Linked DNA regions of Homo sapiens: region 1 is linked to region 2. A link is a loop called in an ENCODE intact Hi-C map of the cell type or tissue named here. Cell type or tissue: PC-3. All regions are shown on one strand. Links, peaks and the distances in the headings refer to the core of each region. The heading gives the core; the rest is flanking DNA.

Region 1 (8,345 bases), core at 113-8,112, 85 kb before region 2:
AACTATAACATCGATTTACCCTGTTTTTGTCACCAAAGGAAGCCACTGAGCCATGGTTATGAGATTTCTTCTTGGACATTTGAAAGTGAGATTTTCCAAATTCTTATTTTTCAGAAGTTGATGAATTTCAGCCCTAGGCAGGATTTTTATAAAACAAATTTAAGGGAGAATATATTTTAGATAATTTATTTGTGCTGCCATTTATCACCTGTTGGTTGAAGACTGGTGTTTTAGGTGATGCTGTTATAAGTAGTACTGCAAACACTTTCTGCTTTTAAGTGTGTACAGGTCTCAGAATCTGAATTACATGGTATAGTGCTTTTGTAAAGTGTATGTTTTCAATGGTATAAAGGACTTTTAAAGTTTATTTTGATATTTTAAATCATCAATCACCTGTATATAGAATTTGTTGTTTTTCACCTTTTCTACGTTGTTACAAATGTATCCCAGTCACTCGGCCATAGTTGTCTAGGTTTTCACAAAGGTGTTTCTTTTCTCCATGTCTTTTCCAAAAGACTTTCCAAGCTCTAGGATTCAAGGCAGACCTCTCATACCTCTTACATCTTACTTAAATCTGATTTGGGCTTCAGGGAAAACACTGAAGACACAACCAGTACCTGAAACATTTTTAGTCTTAGTGTTTTGATTTATCCTTGGTCACTTCCCCTAGCCTATGAAGGGAATTTCTGATTGAGTTCTGCATCTCTGATTTTTAAAATTTTGATCATAATTCATTTTTCCTGAGAAAGCATTTTTATATTTTAGGAGTATAAACCCAAGAATTCACAAAGGTATTTTTTCTTATAGGAATGCATGAGATGATTTGCCTTTCTAAAAGTAAATGTAAAACCTATAAACTATGTGATTATACTTTCCCAAGTTTCTAGGAATCAACCCAAGTGCAATTATTATAAACATGTAAGAAATCATGTCTACCATTGAAAATATAAAATTTAAAAATATATATTTGTTCATAACAGAACCTATAATCAGCAACTTCTTTGTTTTCCTTGTCTTACTGTTCCTTCTTGTAATTGTTGACAGACACGCATTTTAAAAAGAATGAAAGTTCAGTATTTGTGGGAAAGAATTTCAGAGTTATTTCTAGTAATTCCCTTGCTCCCTTAATGAGCCGGTATGAGATTTTTTTTAATGTGTAGAAGACTTTATTTTGTTAACACTTGCTCTAATCTAGCTTCATAAAGTGGAAGTTTTCTCTCTCCACTGATGCTATGGGAAATCTGAGAATTCAGGCCCTATCCATTGCTGTTGGTCCATCCCCCTGAAAATGATCTTTAGCTTTTGGTCTGCTAGAGAAAAATAATGATTTTTATGGCTCCAAAGTGTCCTTTTAAAATAGAGATTTTTTTGATATCTTTCAACTCACCTTTTATGTTTTCTGATAATAATAAAATAATCCTCTGAGTAAATGCCCTTTTATACAGATGTGTGACAAGTAGTTGAATGGACAGAACTTCTAGTTGAATAAATAATTTTGTACTTTTTTAAAATTAAGAATTACTTTTTTTTTTTTGAGACAGAGTCTGGCTCTGTGCCCAGGCTGGAGTGCAATGGTGCTATCTTGGCTCACTGCAACCTTGACCTCCCAGGTTCAAGCGATTCTCCTGCCTCAGCCTCCCGAGGAGCTGGGACTACAGGCACACGCCACCATGCCCAGCTAATTTTTTTTTTTTTTTTTGTATTTTTGGTAGAGACGGGGTTTCACCATTTTGGCTAGGATGGTTACTATCTCTTGACCTCATGATCCACCTGCCTCAGCCTCCCAAAGTGCATTACAGGCATGAGCCACTGCGCCTGGCCCAAGAATTACTTTTTAAATGAAAATCCACAGATTCTTGTTTTATATTTTTGGATTTTCAGATCTTGATATCTTTTCAAGAAAGGCATAGTCTTGATAAATAATATTCAAAAATATATTAACATAAATACTATGTATGTTCCTGTAATTTCAGAGCTTCACTATGTATGCCCATATATGTATATGTGTATATATGTGTGCCTGTGTGTGCGTGTGTTTCTGGTACAAATTGATTTAATAAACTATTTGAAGAAAAAACTATCCCTGATTACCTAAGTCAGATTTTATCATATGAAATTTAGCACATTGTGTAGTTTGTTCTATTCCGTGTGTTTCTGAATTGTTTTAGTTGTCATTAGTGCTCTCTGATAGTTACCAAAAAAAATAGTTGTAAATATTTGTAACATCAGGAATCTTGTTTCACCTTTGGTTTAATAGTCTAAAATTCTTTGATCCTGAATACAAAGAGAAGTCCCAGAACATTTAGGAAGGTTGATGGAAGGGTAATTGGAACCCAGGACTACATTCTATCTACACATGCACCTAGTAAGCTAGAGGCTGACTGCTGAAACTGCAGGTAGAGGTGGCTCTGTTAGAGGACCTGTGCTTGCTTATGCAGAGCTCCACTCCACAAATATCCTATATCTAAGGAGGGATTTTTTTACTTGGGGTCTGTAATACACATAGGTAAAGTGGAGTGTACATGAACATGTATGCATTCTTCTGGGGGTTAGACCCATTTTTCTTTTTTTTTTTCGGTGGTAGGGGGGGATTGGAGGGGGACGGAGTCTAGCTCTGTCACCCAGGCTGGAGTGCAATGGCATGATCTTGGCTCAGTGGAACCTCTGCCTCCCAGGTTCAAATGATTCTCCTGCCTCAGCCTCACCAGCAGCTGGGATTACAGGCGCCCACCACCCCACCCCGCTATTTTTTTGTATTTTTAGTAGAGATGGGGGTTTCACCATGTTGGCCACGCTGATCTTGAACTCCTGACCTCAAGTGATCTGCCCGCCTTGGCCTCCCAAGCGCCCGGCCCTAGACCCATAGCTTTCTTTAGGTTGTCAAAGAGTTTCATGACTGCAAAAAAGGCAGAAAAACTATTAAAGCTAACAAGATGACTGTATCCAATTAACTATTTATTTCAGTTTTTCTAAATATCGCTTAATAGCCTGAAACATAAATTTATCATGATTCTCTTCTCTGCTTCTTAAAACCCAGATGCCAGTCAACAAATTAAAGAAACTTTATTGACATGAATGGTACAGGCATATGACTAAAGCAGAGAAAGTACAATACGGTTTCATTTTATGAGAGTGACGTGTTCCTGAAGACTTGGCAATATTCAAAACTTGCATATTTCATGTTTAATTGCTCCCATAGAACTGACAAAGATGTTTACTAGCAAAACTGGCCAAGACATACGCCAATAGCATAAACACAGTTGTTAATTCCCTCATCCCTCCTCCAACTTAAAATCATAATTCTTCAAGATAAAAAAATTGTATTTACATCATTTCTAGTTTTGTGCTGAAAGTGAAACTTTATTGATATTTTTAGTTCAGCCTTTTTAAGTGAATTAAAGTTTTCCACAGAACACTGAGTCAAAATGAAAATTAAACACACACGTACACACGCTACTGGGTATATATCCAAAGGAGATGAAATCACTATGGTGAAGAGATATCTGTACTCCCATATTTATTTTAGCCCTATTCACACTATGCAAGATACAGAATCAATCTAAATGCCCAGCAATGAATAAACGGAGAAAGAAAAAAATATGGTAAATATACACAATGGAATACTGTTCAGCCATAAAAATAGGATGAAATCCTGACATTTGTGACATGGATGAACCTGGAGGACATTATGTTAAATGAAATAAGCCCAGCTGGGCGCAGCGGCTCACACCTGTAATCTCAGCACTTTGGGAAGCTGAAGCGGATGGATCACTTGAGGTCAGGAGTTCGTGACCACCCTGGCCAACGCAGTGAAACCCTGCCTCTACTAAAAATACAAAAATTAGCCGGGTATGGTGGTATGCATCTATAATCCCAGCTACCCGTGAGGCTGAGGCACGAGAATCGCTTGAACCTGGGAGGCAGAGGTTGCAGTAAGCCGAGATCGCGCCACTGCACTCCAGACTGGGCAACAGAGTGAGACTTTGTCTCAAAAATAAGTAAATAGATAAAAAAAGCCAGGTCTAGAAACTCAAATATTGCTTGGTCTCATTCACATGTGGGAGCTAAACAAGCTGATTTCATAGAAGTAGAGAGTATAGTGGTAGTTACCAGAGACTAGGGTGGCTAGAGGGGTAGGGTATAGGAAGATGCTGGTCAAAGGATACATAATTACAGTTAGATAGGAGGAGTAAATTTCAAGATATCTATTGTATAGCAAGGTGACTATAGTTGATGGTATATTGTATTATTGAAAAATGTAAACAGTGGAAGTTATGTGCTCTCATTACAAAAATGACAGCTATGTGAGTTAATGTATTTTTAAACTAGCTAGAGTTGTTAACCATTCTACAATGTATATATACTTCAAAACATCATGTATACAATAAAAACATACAATGTCATCTGTCAATTTTTTAAAATGGCTGCCCTGATCCAACACATGAGGCCAAAATAAGAGTGGTACCAGCATAGTAATGTGTGTAGTTCAGCTTGGGAGTGGGTTTAGAGGGGCCCGTTCTGAGACTTGGGCTGTGTAGTGTAAAAGTACACAACTTACATTCCAAAAACTTTCTGAGTGATTAAATAATGCATGAGTGAACCATACTGTATTGGTTATTCAGCCACTCCTTTCTGAATCTTTTTTTTTTTTTAGGTTAAAGAGCTAATAGTCTTTTGAAAAAGAAGTATGAGCTCAGCTTTCAAAAGGCAAAAATTTTATTTTCATCATTTACATCCCTGGTAACAAGAACCAGCTGCTAGGAAACAGGTCCCAGTTATGTATGAAACTCCAATCTGCTAGAGTTTCAACCTCAATTTATCAACCTCAAATATTAATAGATCTTTAATGAAAAGCTTTTCGTTTCTGGCAGAACTTTGGTGATGAATTTCTACTCTAGGATTCATTTTTGAGATAAGCCAAATTCACTAAAATTAGGCCTTCTTTACTCTGCTTGTGGCCCTTGCTCGACCTGTAGTTTTGGACATTAATCATTTCAAAGTAGCATCTTTTGATCACATTGGCACTACAAGATGCTTTTTTCATCTCTGGTCAGCAATTTTTTGAGCCTTTCTTATTTCTACATGAGCCAGGAAACTCAGCCCAAGCTGGGTTCAGCTACTATGTTAGCTAATTCTATGTGCCAACTTCTCTAGGTTATTGTGCCTAGTTGTTTGATCAAACACCAGTCTAGATGTTGCTGTGAAGGTATTTTTTTAGATGTAACTAACATTTAAATCAGCAGACACTAAGTAAAGCAGATTAACCACTATGGTGTGAGTGGGTCTCATATAGTTAAAGGCCTTAAGAGAAAAGACTGAGGTCTCAAGGAAGAAGTTCTGACTCCAGTCTGGCTTGGGACTCAGGAAGGCATCAATTCCTGATGGAATGTCTAACAGATTTCAGACTGCCAGCCCCACAATCACATGAGCCAATTCTTTAAAAATATCTTTTTTTTTTTTTTTTTTTTTTGAGACGGAGTCTCTCACTGTGACCGGGGCTGGAGTGCAACGGCGCGATGTCGACTCACTGCAATCTCCGCCTCCTGGGTTCACGCGATTCTGCTGCCTCAGCCTCCTGAGTAGCTGGGATTACAGATGCACACCACCACACCTGGCTAATTTTTTTTTTTTTTTTTTGAGATGGAGTCTTGCTCTGTTGCCAGGCTGGAGTGCAATGGCGTGATCTTGGCTCACTGCAACCTCCACCTCCTGGGTTCAAGCGATTCCCCTGCCTCAGCCTCCCAAGTAGCTGGGACTACAGGCACGTGCCACCATGCCCGGCTAATTTTTTGTATTTTAGTAGAGACGGGGTTTCACCATGTTGGCCAGGATGGTCTTGATTTCCTGACCTTGTGATCTGCCCACCACAGCCTCCCAAAGTGCTGGGATTACAGGTGTGAGCCACCGTGCCCGGACAAAATAGTCTTTATTTTATATATATAAATATTATATGTAAGTATATTCATATATAAAGATATTTAAGGGATATATATATTTATTTAAGGAGTGAATACACACACACAAATTATACTGGTTCTGTTTCTCTGAAGAATCTGATACAACTCAGATGAGCCTTATTAGTGGAGTGGGATTATTCATGCCCGCTGGGAGCAAATTAGATCAATGATTCTAAAACAATGGGCCTATGGAAGTGCATCAGGCACTGCTAATGGGGAGAAGGAAGGTGCTGACAGCTGGTACTCTGTTCCCCCTTCCTGAGCTTCAACCAGAGTGACTTGACTTCTGTTTATTTCATATATTGGAGGGTGGTATGAATGGTACTTAAAAAAATTCCAGTGCTAAAAATAAAACTTACAGATTTATGGTTAAGATAGACCAATATCTCAAAGTTTAAGTATGTATGGTGTCTGCATGAAATTTTTTACAAAATAATTTTTCATTGATGATGAGGTCATATCTCAAAATGGTCCAAATATATATTTTGTAGTCAATAAGATATTCCTATGATAAGGATTTTTTCAGGACATATTCCATCCCAGTAGCTTGATGTTACCCAGCTCTATAGTTTTATAAATATGTAGGAAAATACAATTTACTTTGTTTCCCAAATGTAAGTCCATCTTCTGAAGTGGCCTTTAATTATGGCAGTAATCTCTAAAATCATAAAAGGCAGGGAAATGTGTATTTGATGTCATGTTCCTGATTTGTTTTTATAAGATTCATGAAAAGACTAAACCAAGGTGTGGACACAGGATCGGGGACTAGATGGATCCTCTTTTGGCTGTTATAGCAGGAACTATAACAGGAAGGGACTATGACAGGAACTATAGCAGGAAGAAAGAAAAACGTGCCTTGGAATTCATAAAATTCTGAAGTAATGGTGACAGGTGTGAAGTGGAATAAAAGCCTGGGGTGTTGTGGGCTGAGGTATTGATAGCATTGGGGTAGCTGAATTCAGTACTGGGCCTAAAGGAATTTGATCTATCAGCTAGAACTAGCAGTTTCTGTGTCAGAATCTTCATCACCATTTAGAGGCACTGTTTGGTTAGAATTAATATGAGAGATTGCATGCTGTAATGGAAATGGCCTTCCAGAAATGGCTGATAAGCTGGGCCCCTACCGTCCAATATTGCCTGGCTCAGGAGACCGTGAAGTTTTGAATATTTCTCTGAGCTAAAGGTCACCGGGTTGGCTTTGCTATAGATGGGGATGGGGATTTGGTGGACAAATAGGGACCTGAGCAGAGGCTTCAGATGCAAATCTGACCATGTCACTCTTCAAAATTTCCCCTCCCACTACAAGATAGTCTAGGCCAGTGTTCTTCAAACCATAGTGTGCACGAAAATCACCTTTGAAAACATCAATTGCTGGACCCTACCACCAGAGTTTCTGATCAGTAGGTCCAGGATAAGGCATAAGAATGTACATGTCCAAGTTCCCAGGTGATGTTGATACTGTTGGTCCATGGACCACACTTTTAGGACTACCAGTCTAGGCACTTTACCATCACACAAATGGATCTTTTCTGTTCATTTCATGCCAACTTCTTTATTCTATATTTCCCACCTCCTGTCCTGTATATTATGATTCAGCAATGTGGAACTACTTATAGTGCACTTGCAGCCACTATGCTGTTTCTTGCCACCCTGCCTATTCCGTTTATTTTACTAATTCCTATGTAACTTTAAAGACTTGGTTTGCATTGTTGCCCAGTACTCTCTTGTTTAATTGTCTCATTTCCCACTCCTCATCTGGGTCAGTTAGCCCTCCTGTAATACCCAGAGACTGCTCCGAACATATTTCTACATTGCACTTATGACGATGCACTGGAGTGATCTGTTTATGTGGCTATTTCTTCTATGACACTGTGAATTCCTTGACACCAGGAGCACGTCTTACTTTTTGTATGCACAATACATTCACACTGGAGGTGCTTGCAAAATTGGGAGACGGGGGTAGAGGGGAGCAGGAGAGAGGAGGAGAGTGAACCTTGTGCCCCTGATTACTGAGGCCATCTCTCTGATATACAGGGAATGTGTGGCTCTGGCTTAGAGTAGAGCTTCAGGTAGCCATCTGTCATTAAAAGAATTCTTTTAATTCTATCTATTCAAGATCTTGTACAATCTACAGAATTTCAGAGCAAATCAAAACACACTAGGGTTATATAGCAGTCAACTTTCTATTTCTTTCAGCTATGATCATTTCCTTCGTGTGCAGACCTATAATGAGGGCTGCATATGAGTATTGTCACAATCTCTGGCAAGTTTCACCTTTAGCTTCCCCTCTGTTGAACAAGGCATACACTTATTAAAATTTAGGGCAATTTTAGTAATTTATAATTGGATGAAATAGTTATTATTGCCTTAGCATATACAGTTCACAAG
Region 2 (8,334 bases), core at 335-8,334:
ACAGTGTTTTGGTTATCATACCTTTCATCCTGCGGGGAACATGAGGACATTTATTTTTAAAAACATAAAAAGTTAACATTGGGTTTTCAAAACTCTAGGGCTTTTTGGCTTGTTCTCTGAACACTTCACAATGTGGACACACTGAGAAGCTCTGTAAGAGCTGAAAAAGTCTCCACTATGTCTTCAAAGGTTTGCTTGTGCTGCTGTTGAATTGTTAAACATTTTATTTATCATGATCTATCAGGCACACTCTTAGGACTGAGATGAGTATTGCCAATTAACTCTAGTAAAAATGTTGTTTGATAACTAAAAGCAGTGAGTTCCACTTCAAGAGAACTGTTCTCTGGGGTAGGGCACTGGCATCTAGTTGCACATAATCTCAGGGGCAAAATTATTAACCCAAAAGACCAGGTTCAACTGACAAGCCCAAAGCTCCCTATCCCTAGTGTACACAGCCAATCCAAAAGCAAGAGATAAGAGACAAGAGAGAAATGATGGCTGTGTGGTTTCAGGGCGGCAAGATCAGCACCATAATCATAAGGGTATCTTATGAGGATGTCCCTAGTGACCAACTCACTTCACCCCTGCACACCCAGTTTTCCTCTATGTAAACTGGAATGCTGTTGCTTCTTCCATCTGTTGGAGGTTTTAAAGACAGGACCTGGTTTCTAGATAGCTTTGTAATCCCAGGTTGCATTAATAGAAACATAATATCCAGATTAAGCCAGGAACTGATCTATCAGCATTCAGTATTGGTAAGACTGGTTTAGAATTACTGGTGTTTGGTTCTGGCCCACTGTTTTTAGATGGGCACTGATAACTTGGATAAGATCTGGAGGAGGGCACCAAAATGGTGAGGTGTCATATGCCCTGTTGTCTTTCTGTCTCTCTTGTTCCTTTTTTTTTTTTTTTTCTGAGACGGAGTCTCGCTCTGTCACCCAGGCTGGAGTGCAGTGGCGTGATCTCGGCTCACCGCAAGCTCCGCCTCCCAGGTTCACGCCATTCTCCTTCCTCAGCCTCCCGAGTAGCTGGGACTACAGGCGCCCACCACCACACCCGGCTAATTTTTTGTATTTTTAGTAGAGACGGGGTTTCACTGTGTTAGCCAGGATGGTCTCGATCTCCTGGCCTCGTGATCCACCCGCCTCGGCCTCCCAAAGTGCTGGGATTACAGGCGTGAGCCACCGCGCCCGGCCTCCTCTCTCTTTTATACTTACTCATTCCTCTACATTCTCCCATGTGTACCAATCTTCATTGCATTCTATGAAACGCAAATTTGTCCCATTTGTGTATTATCATTTTTCTTGACAGTTACTCAGAGTTAATTAATATATAGCATCACCCCTAGCACCCACCACCGCCATTGAGAATCAGAAATAAGAGCCAGATGTGTGTAAAGAGGTCAGAGGGGCCACTAAATGGGTATCTAAGATGATACTAATCCCTAACCTTATTAGGATTTATCATGTGCCGTGAAATACATGGATCACAGAATTAAACCACTAAAATTGACCTTAAATAATACATACATTTCATAAGAAATAAAAATATATCATTCAAGAGAATATACTTAATTTCTTTTTGTATAGTAACACAAAAGCTGCCAGGAAAAAAAAAGTAATTTTCTGAAATAAGTAATGCCTAATACATGGCCTTGGCCCATGTATAAATTAAAATGTAGCTTTTGTGAATTGCTAAAATAATACTTCTTTCCATAGTGTGTATTTTAGGTCATCAAAACGACTTGTAAATTTAAAAATCAATTATAGTGCTGTTAGGTGATTGAGAGGAAAGCCAGTGGAGTGAGTGTTTGATGAAGGCAGAAGAGAGGCATCAAATATTCAGGTTGTAACAGAGCAAGTAAGAGCAGGCATTGCAAGTCGACATGAATGAAATACTCATTTATAGAGAGGAATGCATCTCTCTCTATAACTGTCTCAAGTAGTGGCTCTTCCCAAGTTCCAAAAACCATTAGATTTGGCTTAAGCTAAGTGAAATAAACAAAACTCTGCCTAAGTGAGAGCTAATTGTCTCCCCTTGCCTTTCAAAGTCATCAAATTCTAAAGTGGAATGTGTTGTTATTTCTTGGTTCAGATCAGAGCTGACCTGCCATTAGCATTAGGACAATCCCTCTCTCAAAGTGCACTGATGCTGAGGAGACAGAGATGCCAAAGTGTAACTGAGTTACATGAGCGTGTAGTGATGTGAATCAGTTTTGCCCTCCCTCCTCAGGGTTCGAGACCTCTGCAAGCATCATGATTTGGAGTTGGAGTGGTTTCTAGAGTTTCGGTCTTGCTCTGGGTTGTCATGGGTCCAACCCACTTTGTGATGCAGGTCTTCTAGAGTCATCTTATACCTTCTAAACAAACTCAGATCCCGATCAGATTTTTGGAGATTCAAGGCCACAATTTAGCACCAGAATTTTTCAGTTCTTTCTTGGAAAAGATGACCAGGGCCACACTGAACCATTTAGGAACAATTCAGCTCAGAGCAGAGAGCTTGGTCCATCTCATATCGAAACACCTAAACTTAGGGCTGGCATGCTGCAGGGAATCCCGACTATGGTTTCTTTCTCCCTTTTCATTCTGACTACTAGGGGCAAAGAATAAAGTCTAGATCTTCTTTTATCACAATTCAGTCTTTAATATATCAGGCTAAGTAAATTCTGTTCTTTTATTTAACTTGATGATGAAACAGTAACTTAAACAGGTATGTCTGATGTGACAGGATTTTTAGAAAGGGAATATTTACATATCTAATTTTAGTAATTTTTTTCTAAGCTACCTTTAAATTGCCATTAATAGGAGGTAATGACTATTACAGAGTATTTTTACTTTCAACTCCTTCTACATATATATTGGTATAAATGAAATACCAGGATTTAGTCGTTCAGCACAGTACATGGAACAGGAGTACATGAGGAAACAGAGTTCTAGAAATATACCAGTGCTTAAATAAGTGGCTTAAATTCTTATACTTTGGGCTCCAGAGCAAATCATTTTGTTCCTGCTAGTGATATTATGTCCAATTTTGTGTTTTTGTTTTCAGTTCTCAGGCATTATTCTGGGATTTTAGGGGGGCAGTAAGGTGGGGTGAAAAATTGTAGTTGACATTTTCATCTGGAGAAAAACAAGTCATCTGATAAAAGTAATTAATCTTCTAGTTCAAAGCAACTTCAGAATTTTATGTTTAGGAATTACCCATGGGCCTAATTAGTCCCATTTAGAATAATTTCTTAACTTTAGAATGCCTGGTGGACAGGGAAGATTTATTTACATGTCTAGATTTTAGTTAAGTTAAATTTTGCCTGGCTTGTTTAAATTTGTAGAAAAGCAAACCACTTATTTATTCTTCTTAAGAGCTGATTTGACGTAGATTGTTTGTATCAAAATACACTGATGCCTAGATTGGTTTGAAATCATTCTAAGTGATCAGCTAGTTTGATAACTGCTTAAAGGAAATAGCTTTGGATAAACAACTCAATGAGACTTTGGAGAAAACAAGCATCTCTTTTTTTTTTTTAAGGAGTGGCTATCCAATAATATCACTATGAAAAAAATAAGATGATTCTACTATTTTAAAGATCATACTGGAAGGGTAAAAACTGGAGGAAAAAAATATCTTCTAATACCAAGTATTATAATGAATATTTTAAACTCTAATTTGCAACCTCACTTTAAAACCTGGCAACCACACTTTACGAATCTGCCAAATTAAATATAATTTTTCCACTTTGAACTCATTTAAAAGATACTATGTTTATATTAATCACAAAATGTTATTTGAGGGAGTTCATAAAATACTACTCCATTTTCAAATTTTTGTTTTATAGTTTATTTTTGTAACATTTCAGATGAGTTTACACAGTAACTATGATTAAACAGTGCAAATTCACTGAAATATTTTGATGCTGAGTTTACATTTACATGCCAAACATTTAGAAATATATTAAGATATGACTCACTGCTACATGGTTTCCCATATAAGATGAGTCAAACCATGTTCCCTAAATAAAATATAGACAGATGAATTTTGGTACAACACAGTCATCTTATAAAATCTATTTTACTCATGGCCCCAATATCAACTTTAAAAGGGTTCCAGTATATCTGAAGAATGAACCAGATTTTTCAGTTTTTAAGCCTAATATTTGGCTTCATACATGGCCACGTACATCCTCCCCCAGAAATAGGATAAATAAAGAGTATTAATGAGAATTAACTGCCTTGAGACATTTCTATTATTTCTTGTTGAGAGAACCATTCCTAAAGTCTTCTTGATCACTATTAGCATATGGACATTATAAAATAAATAACCTGACAACTTGACCTGCAGTTCCTGGAGGATGAGTAAACAAAACTGATGTTAACCCACTGAGTCCACTCTTGTAAGAGTAATACTGTAGTGATGAGAGTACTCCCACATACACAAACATCACAGTAAAAGGTGCCTATGATTTTCAACTTCATTGTTCAAATAAAGGGTTCGCTAAGTGATCACAAGACAGCAGGCTTGGTTGCTTCCACATATTGACTTCCTAGAGATTACATATGAAGTTTAATCTGGTCTGGCTGTACACTATATGTGTATAACGGTAGTAGCAAGATTAAAATAGAAAGTACAGTCACTGTTTGGGGTTTCAAACAAATTACAAAACCACATACTTTGTCATTCAACAGGAAAGCTTAAATCAATAGGCAGCTGGATCTTCAATGCAGCCGATTGTTCCTCCAAAGGCCAAGTACCATGCTCACTGAGGGTAGGTTTTGTAGCTCCTTCTGACACTTTACATGAAGTGCCTTGTCAGCACATCTGTAGCCTTGACCACAGCTTAAATGTTTGTATACTCCTTTTTATTAGGGCAGCTTCATTTTGTTTACACACTGTTTTCATTTCTCCAAGGAACAATTTCAAAATGATCTTCCAGATGCTATATAACTAAGAACTTTTAAACTACTGACCTCAAAGGTCAGCCTGTTTACTGGCATCTGACTGTGTAGAACAGGAAGTTTGTGTTGCATCTTGTGTTCTTAATGAAATCCGACAACAGAGGACTGAACGCATTAGTCTCAGAACAGGAGGCCTAAGGATGGCAAAGACCCAAGGGTCAATTATTGAATTAATTGATAAAAACCTAAGAGCTTGGAGGTCCCATTTTTCCTTTCGGGAAGAGGTTTCATTCATATATGCAAAAATCTGTAAGAAGCAAAGGGGAAAAATGATGTTAGTTTTACATCGTAGCAGTAGACAGGCTTAGACCCTATGTTATGTCTTGAGATTTAAAAGCAAAACCATGTTTTGTCTGTGGTAGTGGTGGGGAACGAAAGGTGGGGGTTGGGAATCTTACCTTTCTTCCTTATGTAAACTGTAACATAATGAATGTATTTTTTCCCCTTGAACTCAATGAAAGCATGTTTTCTGTGGAATGCAATTAACATTAACACCATGCACAATGTCTTGGTGTCATTGGGAGTGGAGAGAAATAAACTTTTCTTGTCATCTAGAATAGAATCTTTTAACAATATAAATAATAATGATAATATTAGTAGCTCCAGTGTATCAATAACCTAATATATGTGTCATGAATTGTTCTGGGTACTAACCCCGCTTTATCTCTACTCCTTATAGAAACTCTGAAACTTAGAGATTGTCTCTTTTTAACAGATAGGGAAGTGAACTTCAGGAAAACTAATAACATGTTACATTTACTTCCAAATACTAAATCTAATGATCACAATTCAGCGAGACAGGGTCTGCAATGGAACACCCTGAGTGGGAGTATGAGTTCTGGCCATTGGACTGGGTTTGAATCCTACCTCTGTATATAGTTTGAGATCAATGGCAAGATATTAATAATGAACCTTTGTGCCTCAGTTTTGACATCTTTAAAATGGGTGATAATAATAACATACCCACTTCATAGAGTTGCTGAAAGGATGATAGGAAGTGATATGTGTAAGCTACTTAGATCAGTGCTCACATCCTAAGTGCTCCACAGTGTTCATTGTTATTATATCCATTTTACAAATGCAGACACTGGGGTATAGAAAATTAGATAATTTGCTCAAGTACCCAGAGCTGGTTAGTGGCCAAATCAGGATGCAAATTCCAACTCTCCTGATGCCAGTGCAGTGCTCACTGTGTGCTACGTGCAGGCCTGTATTAGAGCAAAGGCCTCAGAACAATGTCCTGAACACTGGAAAGCTGACACATCTTTACATATGGACCAAACTGCTCTACCAGCCCTCAAACGATTTCTTAGTTATTTAGGGAGCAACATAAATGTTTGGGCAGGTTGGAAGGAATGGAATAATGCATCTTGATAAAGATCACACTTCTACAAAATTCACAGAAAAGAGGAAAACAAAGGTAGATCACACCTAGTCATTTAAAACCAGTGCTTTATAAGGCTCCAGGGTCTTTCTTACCAATGGCTTTAGACACCTAGCCCCTCTTTTCTTCACTCGCCTTCTGCAGAAGAAGGAGCAGCTTGTTTCCCTTCTCTGAGTACTTACTCTGCAGGCATCTGGCAACTGGATATACAAAGCAAATTGCAGAGAGCGCAAAGGGTAGTCATCTTCAGTTTGCTTATGTTGGGACAAGAGCAGGAAGGTTTGGCAGCCATAGGTGTTTATGCCGGAGAATCTTGGCATAGGGAATGGAGAAAAGATTTGGCAGATGAGTAAGGAAAAAGAAGAATTGATGGTGGGTTTCCCAGAGAGTAGAGGAAAGCTAGGTGAGGAGGTGCAATGGAGCAATAGCTTTCTTGTCAGTTAAACTATTTTGGATGAAAACTACACAGGCTGGTGTGTTAAAAGAGTGATTTGGAGGTAAGAAATTCAGGATAATGATGCACATAGGTCTACAGATTAAAACACATATTAGTGATTACATATGCACACACACGTGTGCACATGATGCATAACTGAGCACTCCTGTAGAAAGGGCCTGCAGCTGAGTTGATGATCTAGTTTAACCAGAGAACATATTCACACTGAATTGGCCAGCCAAGAAGTGCAGAAAAGGCATAGCCTCTGGTGTTGCAGCTTCACACATTAAGATGAGTCAGGTTTTCAGGGGAGAATAACCCACATCAGAGTTCCTGAATGTCTTTAGAGCGTGACAGAATAATGAGAAGTGAAAATTGGTTGTAGAGGATGAAGCAATTCTGTACTGTTTCCTTTCCTTTATCATCTACTATGCTGGGTAATTTTGAGAATTGCTTAAAATTTGCACTTTGGAGGTGACCAATATTTTGTAGAAGACGGCTTTTTTTTTGAGATGGAGTCTCACTCTGTCGCCCAGGATAGAGTGCAGTGGCGTGATCTCCACTCACTGCAACCTCTGCCTCCTGCGTTCAAGTGATTCTCCTGCTGCAGCCTCCTGAGTAGCTGGGATTACAGGCACCCGCCACCACGCCTGGCTAATTTTTGTATTTTTAGTAGAGATGGGGTTTCACCATGTTGGACAGGCTGGTCTTGAACTCCTGACCTCAAGTGATCTGCCTGCCTTGGCCTCCCGAAGTGCTGGGATTACAGGTGTGAGCCACTGCGCCCAGCCAGTTCCTTCTTTTATACTTGGAGAAGAGACATACTTCAGTGACCCTCGAAATTCTTGATGTAAGTTTTGTCTTCTACCTCCCCATTTTTTTCTTTTGGTTCTTGTCTTTTGCCTAGATTACTATATTTTTGATCTTATGGATACTGGGATTTTAAAAAATTGTGGTAAAATAAATATAACATAAAATTTACCATTTTGCCATTTTCAGCTATACATTAAATACATTTACATTGTGGGGCAATCATATTGTTTATATTTTCACTTTTCTGCATATTATGCTTTGACATCTTAAATTCTTCTTGGCTGGGAGAGAATGCCCCTCCGGGGCTAGCTAATTTGTAGAGATAGCAAAGAGTTAGGCTGGGAGCATGTCTTTGATATACAGACTAACCTATCCAGGGCCAGAACTCTTCTATCAAGGAAATATTTATTCCTCTGCTTTTATCATTCCAATGCCAGGTACCAGGCAACTAGGGACCACCCCTATAGCTTAGAGCCTGCTGAAATTATTCAACCTAACCAATCCTAAACTGTTTACCCTGCTCTGCCTTTCTTGTGGAAACTCCAATAAAGGCTTGGCCCAGGTCCTCCCCACCCTCCTGCCTCTCTGCCTCCTGACTGAAACCGATGCTTTTTCATGTGGCCCTGAGTGGTCCACCATGTCTGTGTTTTCCTGAACATCTCCTGTGTCTCTTCTTGTGGATGCACTTGACTGCATCCACGTAAAAGAACAAAGAACAGCAACCATCACTACCATCTCCAGAATTATTTTCA

The links. Peaks named below come from ENCODE experiments on the same cell type or tissue, not always from the same donor. Only the 100,000 strongest peaks of a DNase experiment are listed, where the experiment ranks them.
Region 1: a loop joins it to region 2, with 5 times the contacts of the local background. A loop is called at or near these places in 13 of 110 quality-filtered maps.

Annotation. Positions count from the first base shown.
Region 1 is chr14:52,409,029-52,417,373 of GRCh38, reverse strand. No RefSeq gene overlaps it. Among named protein-coding and RNA genes, the nearest start is that of PTGER2, 99 kb to the right of the region's middle. In PC-3, for the core only: no CTCF peak of the experiment used is centred there; a DNase peak (open chromatin) is centred at 3,123; H3K4me3 peaks cover 366 bases; H3K27ac peaks cover 735 bases.
Region 2 is chr14:52,324,083-52,332,416 of GRCh38, reverse strand. PTGER2 (prostaglandin E receptor 2) reads right to left here. Exons shown (of 2, transcript NM_000956.4): 2 at 3,819-5,196. The coding sequence ends at 4,963. Among named protein-coding and RNA genes, the nearest start is that of PTGER2, 14 kb to the right of the region's middle. RefSeq lists enhancers at 6,885-7,034, 7,175-7,224, 7,245-7,294. In PC-3, for the core only: no CTCF peak of the experiment used is centred there; DNase peaks (open chromatin) are centred at 3,966 and 4,676; H3K4me3 peaks cover 775 bases; H3K27ac peaks cover 2,635 bases.